2 separate regions of the Homo sapiens genome follow, and region 2 is linked to region 1. The links are chromatin loops, found by intact Hi-C in ENCODE. Cell type or tissue: HCT116. All regions are shown on one strand. Links, peaks and the distances in the headings refer to the core of each region. The heading gives the core; the rest is flanking DNA.

Region 1 (5,365 bases), core at 67-5,066:
TATTCACTTGATTCTTCCCCTAGAAACCCAGATGGAGGAAAGGGGGTGACAGGAGGATGGGCACTGTGGAGCCTTGTGGTCTGCGATTAGAACCCTTGGGTTGACCCTGAGTGTGATGAGGATGCGAACCTTGGTGGTTTGGGAGCAGAGGAGTGACATGCTCTGATTGATGGGTTACTGTGACTGGCTGCTGGGTCGAGGAGAGTCTGCAGAGGGTGGGCGTGGATAAAGCAAGGCATCCCTGTGGGCAGGTGAGAGAGGCAGGTGGCTGGACCAGGGAAGTCATGGTCATGGGAAGTGGTCAGTTTCTGGCCATGTTTTGAAGTTAAAGCCATCAGGATTTGCTGGCGGATTGAATGTGGGTGTGGCAAGTGAGGTGTCAAGGAGGACTCCAAGGTTTAGACTGAGCCACTAGACGGATGGAGTGTCATTCATGGAGATGGGGCAGCTGTGGGAGGAGCAGTCTTGGGGACTGCTGGGGACAGCAGCGAGTCTGGAGTTAAGTTTTGGATGCTGAATTTGAGAAGCCCATTAGACCTCAGAGAGGTGACATGGAAAAGGCAGTTGGATATAAGTACCTGGAGCTCCAAGCTGGAGAAACACACTTGGGGGTTTTCAATGCTCAGTCCCTATTTAAGCCTTGAAACTGGCTTGGGCCATCTAGGCAATAAGGCTAGACAGAGAGAAGAAGAGATCTGAAGACCCAGCCCTGGGGCATTCCCATATTTGGAGGACATGGTGATGACAGAAACAGGCAAAGGAGGCTGAGGAGGGGTCCCAGTGCTTCCTCCCCTTCCCTGGAAGCCCCCAGACCCAGCCTGTGGACCTGCCCAAGAAAGAAAGATGCAGAAAAAAAATAAACCCTTCCAACTTGTATTGGGAGTCAGAGGGGAGGTAGTACATGATGTGGGGGTTGAAATCGGAGCACTGGAAAAGGCCAGATTTGGACACACAGGATTTACAAAAATAGCAGTTAAACAGCCTCTTCTCAAGTTGATGAGCTGCTAGAAAAAGCCGCACTAAATTAAAGGGTTGTGCTGTCTCTGCACTTAGATTCCCCGCTCCTCTCTCCCTACTATCTGCTTCAGCCCCCCCAAGGAAGTCCCACAGCCTCCCCCCTCTCTCATTCCTTTTTTTTTTCCTCCTCCCTCCTCCCCCAGAGCTGTACCCTGAGAGGTTCCAGTGCAAGCAGAGAGCTGCGAAAGGGAGGAGGGCAGGAGGCGGACAGCTCTTCTCCCTCAGCACCCACCCCAGCCCCTGCGTTCCATCCCTGTCTAGGAGCCATGGAGGATCCCAGAGGGTCCCTCCTGCTGACAGGTGCCCCTGCCTCTACCTCCACCTCCTCTTAACAGTGGGGGTGGGGGAAGTGCAGGACCTAGGGGCTCTTGACTTCAGCTCCTCTCCCCTGAGGAACGAGGCCCACATTCATGGCTAACCAAGACTGGCCTTAGTGGCTTCGCACCTGCTGGGCCTCCACTCCCTCCGCAGCCTGAGCTGGGAAGGACCCTGTCTCCTGGCTGCCCCCACCACCTATAGCTCCTGGCGGGGGTGCATTTCAAGATATTCAGGGAGGAGGAAGCTGAGCCTAGGTCTGCAATCTCTTACCGAAAAGAAATTTATAAAATGCGTAAGGCATAGCACTCACGCAGCTGGCACTAACTGGGTGGCCACCCCGCTCGGCTGCAGGTGAGGAGGTGGGGGCTCAGGGAGGTCGAGAGGAGCAGAGGAGGACCTAAGTCCAGCTCTGCCTGCCACTCGGCCCTGGGTCTTTCCATTGTTGGGGGCGGCTCCGAGGCTTTGTTATTCATTCACTCATTCCTCCAGAACACCAGAAGCCCGGCCCCTGGGAAGCTTGGGTCCAGTAGTGGCCCCAGAGAAGACAGGGCAGGGGCCCAGAGGGGTGCAGAGGAGCTGGGGAGGGGAGGACACTGGTTTGCTTGCGAGGAGCAGGGGAAGCGAATGGGGCGCTCTGCTGGGAGGCACTGAAACCCACTGGTACTGGCTTAAGTCACAGCTGGGACCTGACTCCCAGGAGAGGTGAGGTGGGGAGGGCAGCAGGACCTGAGGGAGGGGACTGCCCTTTCTCCCTCTCGGGTCCCAGCTCAGGGCCAGCCTTCCGCCTCCCGCCCTCCGCCTCCAGCCCTCCGTCTCCCGCCTTCCCTCGCTCAGGTCCAGCCTGTGGACAGGGCCCGGTCCGGGTCTCGGGGCAACCCAGGAGTTGATTGGTCCGACTGGGTTCAGGTGTCCACCCCGGTCCAATTAGCTGTGGCGGGGGCGTGGCCACACATCATATGCAGGTGCCCGGGGCCGTCCTAGGGTCCAGAGAGGGCGGGCGTTGTGGGGCGGCGTCCCAGGGACTGTCAGGGACTGGAAGCCCAGGGCCGGGGGAGGGGGCGGTGTCGGGGGCTGTGGGTGACGTAGGGCGGGTGGCGGGCGGGGCGTCGCTGTGCTAGGACGCAGAGGGGACGCGGCCCTGCCGGTCGCCGCGCGGTGGCATCTCTCTCCGCTGTCACCTGGAGCAGAAGGAGCTTTCCCGGAGGAGCCTCGCTCTCCTCACAGCGCCCTCTTTCCTTCTCCGCTTTGCTCATCACGCTGGTGCTGGTTTAATTCATTTGTCGGGTTCCTCGACGGTCGTCCTTGTTCCCACTGGAAAGTCAGTTCCCGGGGAAGGGGGCCCCCGTCTGTCTCTTTCCCAGCCAAGAGGCTGCTGGGCCCGGGAGGCGCCCACCGTGGGGGAAGTCGGAAGTTATTTAATATTATTAACAGCTGTTAACATTAATTGAGCACCCAGTGTGTGTGGGCCCCGTGCTGAGAGCCTCTCACCCGCTGTCGCATTTGATCCCCACAACAGCCCCTGGCAGAGGTGACAGTGCTGTCACCTTGTTACAGATGAGGGATCTGAGACCCTTAGAAGCAAAGCGCCAGACCACATGGGTAGCAAAGCCAGGACTTGAGCCCAGCCTGTCTGACTCCAGGTTCATCCTCAGAACCATGCACCATGCTGCCCTGCTGTGTGCCAGGCCTTGTGCTGGGAACACAGATGGAGGATGCACTGTCCAAGTGGGGCCCATGGTGAGTCAAGGAGTTGAGCTCTTCACAGTGGGTAATGAAAGGTGTTGGTGTTTGGCTGACTCCCCTGTCTGGACCTCACTCAACGGATGGGAAAACTGAGGCCCAGATTGAGGCAGGGGCTTGCCTGATGTGACAGAGCCCAAGTCCTCCAGGTGGGACGTGAGAGATGAAGGGGGGTGGTCAGAAGCTGTAGGTCCCTCTGGTGGTGTTTGTTCTCCAAGGATGCAGAGCTGAGGGGCTCAGACCCTTGGCCGTCCAGGGCCCAGCACAGTCTTGGGTGGGGTGCGAGGCTTACTGTGTGGGCTCCAGGGGAATTAAGTGAGCAGCCAGCCATGTGTGGGTGGATGGAGCAGAGATGGGAGGGAAAGGGCTACTCCCTTGAATTCAGGTCATGTGGACATGATGTCAGGGCAGGTGGTTGGAAAAAACAAAACAAAAAACAAAACAAAACAAGACCAAACAAACAAACAAACAAACAAACAAACAAACTAACTATAGGAAACTACAGAAACAACAACCCAACCTTACAGAGTATTATTCAACATATTTGGTGGGTACTGAAGACCGAGAACTTTCTAAAGTTGAAATGTTGTGAAGTTGTCACTTTGTAAAGAAAGAAAGAGTCAGTAGGGCCTGTACCAGTAGGGATGGAGGTGGCCTTTGTCCCTGATCCCCCCTGGGAATCCTCCTGCACTCCCAGGAAGGGTGGTGACGAAGGTCTCTGTGACTGGCCACTGTAGTGGAGCTGGGGGCTGCACGATAGCATTGACCCCCTTGGATTTGTCTTGGCTGCCTGGAGATAATGGTTTTTCCCCCAAAGCCCTTGCATTCTCCAGAAGGGACCTTGTCTAGTTGTCCCCTGCTGGTCCCCAGGCTCAGCATGGTGCCAAGTAGTGTGCAGTGGACGAATGAATAAGTGCAAAATCCTTTACCTTTTCCCTGACACTCACTCAAGTACGCACGCAGGGCAGGGGCTATATAGCAAATTGTACAAGGTTTACACAGCACCCACTTAGGACTGGAACTCCTGTTCCTGGGCCCACAGAGCAGTTCCAGAGAAGGAGAGGTGCCAGACCTTGCAGCGCAGTGGATGGAGGCTCTGGAAATGGAGAGCATCTGGGTTTCAACCAGCCTGGGCAAAAAAGTGAGACTCAGTCTCTACAAAAAGAAAGAAACATTGGCAGGGTGTGGTAGTGTGCACCTGTAGCCCCATCTACTTGGATGCTGAGGTGGGAGGATCCCTTGAGCTCAGGAGTTTGAGGCTGCAGTGAGCTATGATCGAGCCACTGCACTCTAGCCTGAGTGACAAAGGGAGGCCCTGTCTCAAAAAAAAAAAAAAAAAAAAAAAAGAAACAAAGAAAAGAAAGAAAGAAAAGAAAGTATTTCATTGTGGGCAGCATGCTAAACTTCTGAGTCTGTTTCCTTTTCTATAAAATGCTACTTCAGAAGCTATTTTCAAGAATTAGGAAAAAGAAAAGCATGTGGACCACTTAGCACAGAGCTGGAGGGCTAGGCATGTAGTAGACAAGGAAGGAATGATATTATTTAGGATGATAATGACGATTGGCCATGAGGGCAGGGGTCTCATCTGTCTTGTTCACTGCAGCATCCCTACGGCCTGCCCTGGCCTGGCACATAGTAGGTGCTCAGTGCATGTAGCCCCTAGACTCCACTGCCAGCAGCCTGAGGTCTTCTCTGTGCAGTTGGATGGATCCTTCCTGATCCCCCTCCCACCAGAGACAGCAGCAGACTCTCAAGGAAGGAGCAATTTCACGGGATTCTCAATCTCTCTTTTTCCCTTCAGTGCCGATCCATTTCCTTATTGGCTTCAGTGGCTTTGTGTGCCAGCTTGTCTCTGGCAGAGCTGGTGGCAAAATGACAGGGAGTCAAGGTCTTCATGCCCTTTGCTTCAGCTTTTATCCACTTGATTTCATGGGGCTGGAGCTGTAGCTGCCACTCAGCTGGAGAAATGTCAAAATGAAGTTAAATCACAGGATGCAGGCAGGTGACAGGAGAACACTTGTCACCCACCTCTTGGCTATCCCCCTGGTCCCAAGCCCTCAGCAGGGAGGGATCATTGTTCCCTGAGGGCCCAGCTTATTTTGTCTGCGCTTCTCCATAATCACAGTCTTGCAAGCAATTTTCTCGAGGTGAGAGCTGGCGGTGGCCAGGCACATGCACTCATAGGTTGTAGTTGGGGATGGCTGGCATGGCAGGCCTGGGAACTTTGTGTGAGGACAGCAATGGGGGTGGAGAACCCAGGGGAATGGACTAATCGCAGGCAACTGCTGGG
Region 2 (5,365 bases), core at 189-5,188, 280 kb after region 1:
CAGATCTTCCACAAGAATGAACAAGAGATGCTCTCATTTAAAAGAAAAGAAACAGAAAAGGTTATCAGCTAGTAGAGAGGAAATTCTGCTCTTAACATAATGTAGCTTAAAAGAAAATGCTGCATTTTGTCAAAGAGTCAGCGATGAGCCTCTTATCACATATTTGCTCATAAAGGCAGAAAGGAAGAATGCTAGCATGCCAGTGTCCCATCGTTAACGGGTGGAGGAGAAGAGCAGGCGGAGGAGGAGAACGATTTCTATGGGATTCTCAAAGTAAATGGGCAATTTTCATGCACATGGAGAATCTACTTCTGCAGACTGAGTTCAGGCCAGACCTGCTCTGTCAAAGCCCGACAGAGAGACCCGAGATGGTGAGGGCGGGAGAGGGACAGCGGAGGACCGTGCTATGGCTTGAGTGTGTTTCCCAAAGTTCCTTGTGTTGGAAACGTAATCCCTCATGCAACAGTGTGGAGATGTGTGATCTTTCAGTGATTAATGGATGAATGTGAAATGAATTCATGTCATTATGGTGGGAGTGGGTCTACTATAAAAACAAAGTAAGCCCCTTCTTACCCTCTCTCACGCACTCTCTCACCATGTGATGCCCTATGCCACATTATGACACAGCAAAAAGGCCCTCACCTAGTGCAGCCCCTCAGTCTTGGACTCCCCAGCCTCCAGAACCATGAACCGAATAAACCTCTATTGTGGATAAATTACTCAGCCTACAATGTTCTGTTTCAGCCACAGAAAATGGCTGAAACATTTGGGATTCTGGAAGGGACAGGCAGAGCGAATGAGAGCTGTGGAAATGATAACCCCTCCATGGGTCCAGACTTCACTGTCTAAAAGGTCACTCTAGACCCCCAGCTCAGGGTGATGCCTGCTGCCTTTGATCAGGTGAGTCTTCTGTGCCGGTGTTAGACACTTCACAAAGAATAACCAAGAGTTGGAGGGCAATGCATCATTTCATGAAAGAGGAAATTGAGGCTAAGGGAGGGGGAGGAACCTGCCCGGGGTCACACATCCAGCAGGCAGTGAAGCGGGACACCAATCCCAGATGTGGGACTGTGGAGCCCACAGTCCTGACCCCTGGGGTGTCCTGACTGGGGACTGGGGAGGGAGCCCGTCTATCAGGCGCTGGGCTGAGCATGTTACCTGGTAAAGGTTATCTCACTCCCTACTGCAGTCCTGGGAGGGGGCATTCTTATCCCCACCCCTGGCTCAGAGCAGTGAGGTCACTGGCCGCCCAGGGCCATGGAATCCTGTGCTTGGAGGAGGGTCCAATTCCCTCCACTCACGCGACACCCAGGGGCTCTTCCCTGCAGAGTGGCCCCTGGGACACAGCATTTCCCGAGCACCCTGCCCCTCTCTCCTTCCTGTGCCTGCCAGCACTCAGGCTCCCACCCACCCCTCACCCTGGTGCTGCTGTCCAGCCCCCTCCTGGGCTTGCTCTGCTTCCAGGCCCCTTGCTGGGCTCACCCACCATTACTGCAGCATCTCTGCCTGGTCTGAGAGGAGTCCCTGCTGCTGGGCTGATGGGAGAGAGGCTGGTTCACTCCTTCCAGGCAGTGTGAGCTTTAACAGGTGCTCCCAGAGACAGCGCACTCCACTGCAGTGGCCACACACAGCTTAAGAGTTGGACCTGGGGTACCATGTTGTCCAGAGGCATGATGCCCTGGTCAGGGGACAGAGGTGATGGGAGAGAAAGAGTTATTTATTCTTTGTGGGCTGCCTGGGGTTGTGTCCAGCTTAGGCCTTGACTTACTGTGTGATCTTGGACAGTAACTCCCCCAGCCCCTCTTCCCTTGCTGCCCCAGACCTCTCTGACTATAAGGTTATATGGTGGGTTAACTCAAGGGCCATTCCTAGCCTCAATTCTCTGGGAGCACCTGAGCCCTGGATGAGGGGTTCCACTACATTTCTGTAATCCAGGACGGCCTGGGCCGCTGGAAGTTCAGGGAGCTCACAAGAGAGCCCGAGAGAGGCCTGAGGTCCAGGCTACCATGCTTTGGAGCTGCCAATCCCCCCTCCTTCCCACTAGAGACCTCCTGTCATTGACTGTGACTCAGCTCTGCCCTCTCCCTCCTTCCCACTAGAGCCCTCCTGTCATTGACTGTGACTCAGATCTGCCCTCTCCACTCCATCCTCAACCCCAAGAGTCTTCACACCAATCTGCACCCCAGCTCCAAGCACAAGGCATTACAAGAAGGTCCAGTGGTTCCTACTTTAGACTACACAACAAAAGAAATGAAAACCCAGCCCACCGAGGCTTGGCCCCTGTGGGGATTTCCTTCCCCTGCTCCATCAGCCAGACAAGGCACCTGCATCGTGGGTCCTTCATTCCATGTGAATGGAAACCCCGGTCCCTGGCAGAAGTATTCATGCTTTGGTTGCATTTAAATTGCTGTTCTCTGGGCCATTTTCATCCCCTTCTTTTCCAGCCTCCAGCCTCTCATTTCTGGGGCTCCCAGCCCTCCCTCTCTAATGCACCCTTTTGTGTTGCTGCAAATTGCCTTCAGTTCCATCAAAGCAGACTGCCAGCTTTCCATAAAGTCCAAATTTCCTGGCCCTGAAGGAGAGGCTGGCTCTCCACCTTCTTTCCTTCCCTCCCAGCCAGGCACCAAGCCCTCATTGTCTCAGCCACAAAGGAGGAAGAAAGAGCACCTGGGACGTGACAGGAAGGTCTCCCCTGTGGCCATAAGAGCAACTCTCCATGAAGTGCATGAACCAGCCCAGTGGGCCCACCTTCCACGCGCACCCAGGAAGAAGAATTCACATGATCATCATGAAATAACATGGGTCATAACTCATGATCATGGAGCCCTTCCTGTGGGCCGGATGCCGAGCTGGGTTCTTTCAGGCACTCTCTTAGTCCTCACCAGAACTCTGTAAAGTGGGTGCTATGACTATCCTTACTCTACAGACATTGAGGCTTAGAGAAGTAATAAGCTCCCCCCAGTGGTCGGGTGTGGTGGCTCACGCCTGTAATCTCAACACTTTGGGAGGCCGAGGTGGGCGGATCACGAGGTCAGGAGATTGAGACCATCCTGGCTAACACTGTGAAACCCCGTCTCTACTAAAAATACAAAAAATTAGCCGGGCATGGTGGTGGGCGCCTGTAGTCCCAGCTACTCGGGAGGCTGAGGCAGGAGAATGGCGTGAACCCGGGAGGCGGAGCTTGCAGTGAGCCGAGATTGTGCCACTGCACTCCAGCCTGAGCGACAGAGCAAGACTCTGTCTCAAAAAAAAAAAAAAAAGCTCCCCCCAGTTCACACAGCTAGTAAGCAGCAGAGCATGTCAGAGCCCTGCATATGCTGATGAGCGAGCCCTGTGTATATCTAGGTGTCCCCACACCAACAAGCCCTGCCCATGGGCATTGAGAATGCACTCCTGTTTCACTGATGACACAAATTCCCATGTGCAGTGATGCATGTGCCCTCGTGGACACAGGTAATCCCGGTGCCCAGGTATCCCTGATGCAGCCTGGCCAGATGGCCTTTGGATTTAATGATGGATCCCAAAACACCCTCCACTTATGCCCCACTCCAGGCCCAGGGGGCTGCTTGGTAAAATGATCATGAATGAGTGAATGAGTGCTGCGTGATCATGAATGAATGATCTGAGTGCTCCCTCCCCACATCCTGGTGGCAGCCATGGGCACTAGAAGGACCCACAGATCTCCGCTCCTTCCTCCCCTTAAACTCATTTGCCCATTTATAAGCCTCTCACACCCACTGCCTAGGCGGGGAAGCCAGCCTTCCTCAGCGACAGAGACAGTAAACCGAGGCTGTCCTGGCTGAATCAGCTCCAACGTGGGCTATCAGGCATGTGAATTATGGGCTCCCAGCACTTCATCACCCTGAGTCACTGTCTTATCTTTATTCATTCTGGCAAATTAAATTAGCACTGCCTTTCTAATCTTTTCTCCAGAGCCACAATAGTGGCAAAGAGAGAACTGGGGAGGGGGATCTTGGCAGTTATTCTGGAAAGAACACCTTGCCAATCCAAGGGGGGTGGGGGGCAAGTCACCTTGTCTGGTGCAATGTCTGATGTACTTTTGATCTCGGCTCCCTGCCTCCAAGAGGCCCACTGCCTTGTAAAATGCCAGGCAGGCAGACCTCCTGGGGATGAGGTTTGGGGCCTTCCCCAGGATGAGACAAATTTCTTTTCTTCATTTCCTTTCACCACTGAAGAGGAGTCAGCAACTCTCCTCCAACTCAGCTGACCCGGCTGCAGGAATACGATCCCATTTCATAGAGATGGATGTGGAGGCTTAGAGGTGTCAGGACAGGAGACTCACCAGAGGCAGGAGCAAGTAAGGGTCATGTGGACCCAGGACTGTCGCCCCCCCATGTGGGGGTCCCTAGTGCAGAGGCTGCATCTTGTCCCTGGTGGGCACCCTGGGGGTGCTTGAGAGGCTTTGGGTTGTGCCCACCTCCGGCCGCTCATGGCTCAGCGATTAGCTGCCTAAGTGGCTCTGGGCGTAGGCTTGATGATCAAATGCTGGGCAGGTCTCTCTCCTTCCATCAGTGCATCTGGTTCAAAGCTAAGAAAAGAGAAGTAACCTGTGCTAGGTGCAGATGGATCCCCCTCCGCCTCTGTGTCACTAAGGGCACGCGGGTGGAATGCAGAGTGCGTCTTGGCGGCTGGACTTGGGAGAATTAACTTCTCCACTCAGGGCTTACATTTCAGGCTGCTGTGAGCAGAGGCAGTTGGTGATGAAGCGGAGCGGGAGGTGGGGAGGGGAAGGTGCGAGCTCCCAGCCCTGATGCTCCAGCGTCTATGGCTTCTCTGCTTCCTCTCCCCATCGCAATTTGTGTGTATATTAATCTCTCCCTATCTTTTTTCTGTCTTGCTATCTGTGTCTTTTTTCCCTCTCTGCTCTACACTCCATTTTTCCCCACCGTCTGTCTGAATTGTATCTGTCTCCCTCCATCTCTGTCAGGGTTTGCGTCGGGGCTCTGCGTGGTGTGTGTGTGTGTGTGTGTGTGTGTGTGTGTGTGTGTTTCTCACTCCCTGGGTGGGTGCCTCCATCACACTCATTTTTAGAGCCTTTCCCAAAGGTTCTCTTTCTCGTCCATGTGTGTTCGTGTGCACACACGTGTATGTGTTTTGTGTTTTTTTTAATGTATTTTGCTGCCTCTGTTATCCTCTTGGTGTCTTGTTCTCCTTGGTTTTGTTCCCCCCTCTCTGTGTGACTCTCTCCTCTCTCCACTCTTCTCTCTCTGCAGCTGGCCTCTCTTACCCCATCCCTCTTGTGTTTGCTCCCTCTCTCCATGGTGGGCTGGCTTTTCTCTCTCCCCAGCCTCATATTTACTGCTGATATAAACAGGGAAGCCTGGGAACCTCTGATTGGATGGCC

What was found. A loop is a pair of places that touch in the nucleus more often than their neighbours do. Peaks named below come from ENCODE experiments on the same cell type or tissue, not always from the same donor. Only the 100,000 strongest peaks of a DNase experiment are listed, where the experiment ranks them.
Region 2: it touches region 1 in a loop (13-fold over the local background); 3 of 110 quality-filtered maps call a loop at or near these places.

Annotation. Positions count from the first base shown.
Region 1 is chr1:30,682,432-30,687,796 of GRCh38, reverse strand. No RefSeq gene overlaps it. Among named protein-coding and RNA genes, the nearest start is that of MATN1-AS1, 34 kb to the left of the region's middle. In HCT116, for the core only: a CTCF peak has its summit at 2,570; a DNase peak (open chromatin) is centred at 2,296; H3K4me3 peaks cover 1,408 bases; H3K27ac peaks cover 573 bases.
Region 2 is chr1:30,406,459-30,411,823 of GRCh38, reverse strand. No RefSeq gene overlaps it. Among named protein-coding and RNA genes, the nearest start is that of MATN1-AS1, 310 kb to the left of the region's middle. In HCT116, for the core only: a CTCF peak has its summit at 2,929 (motif pointing left); a DNase peak (open chromatin) is centred at 2,932.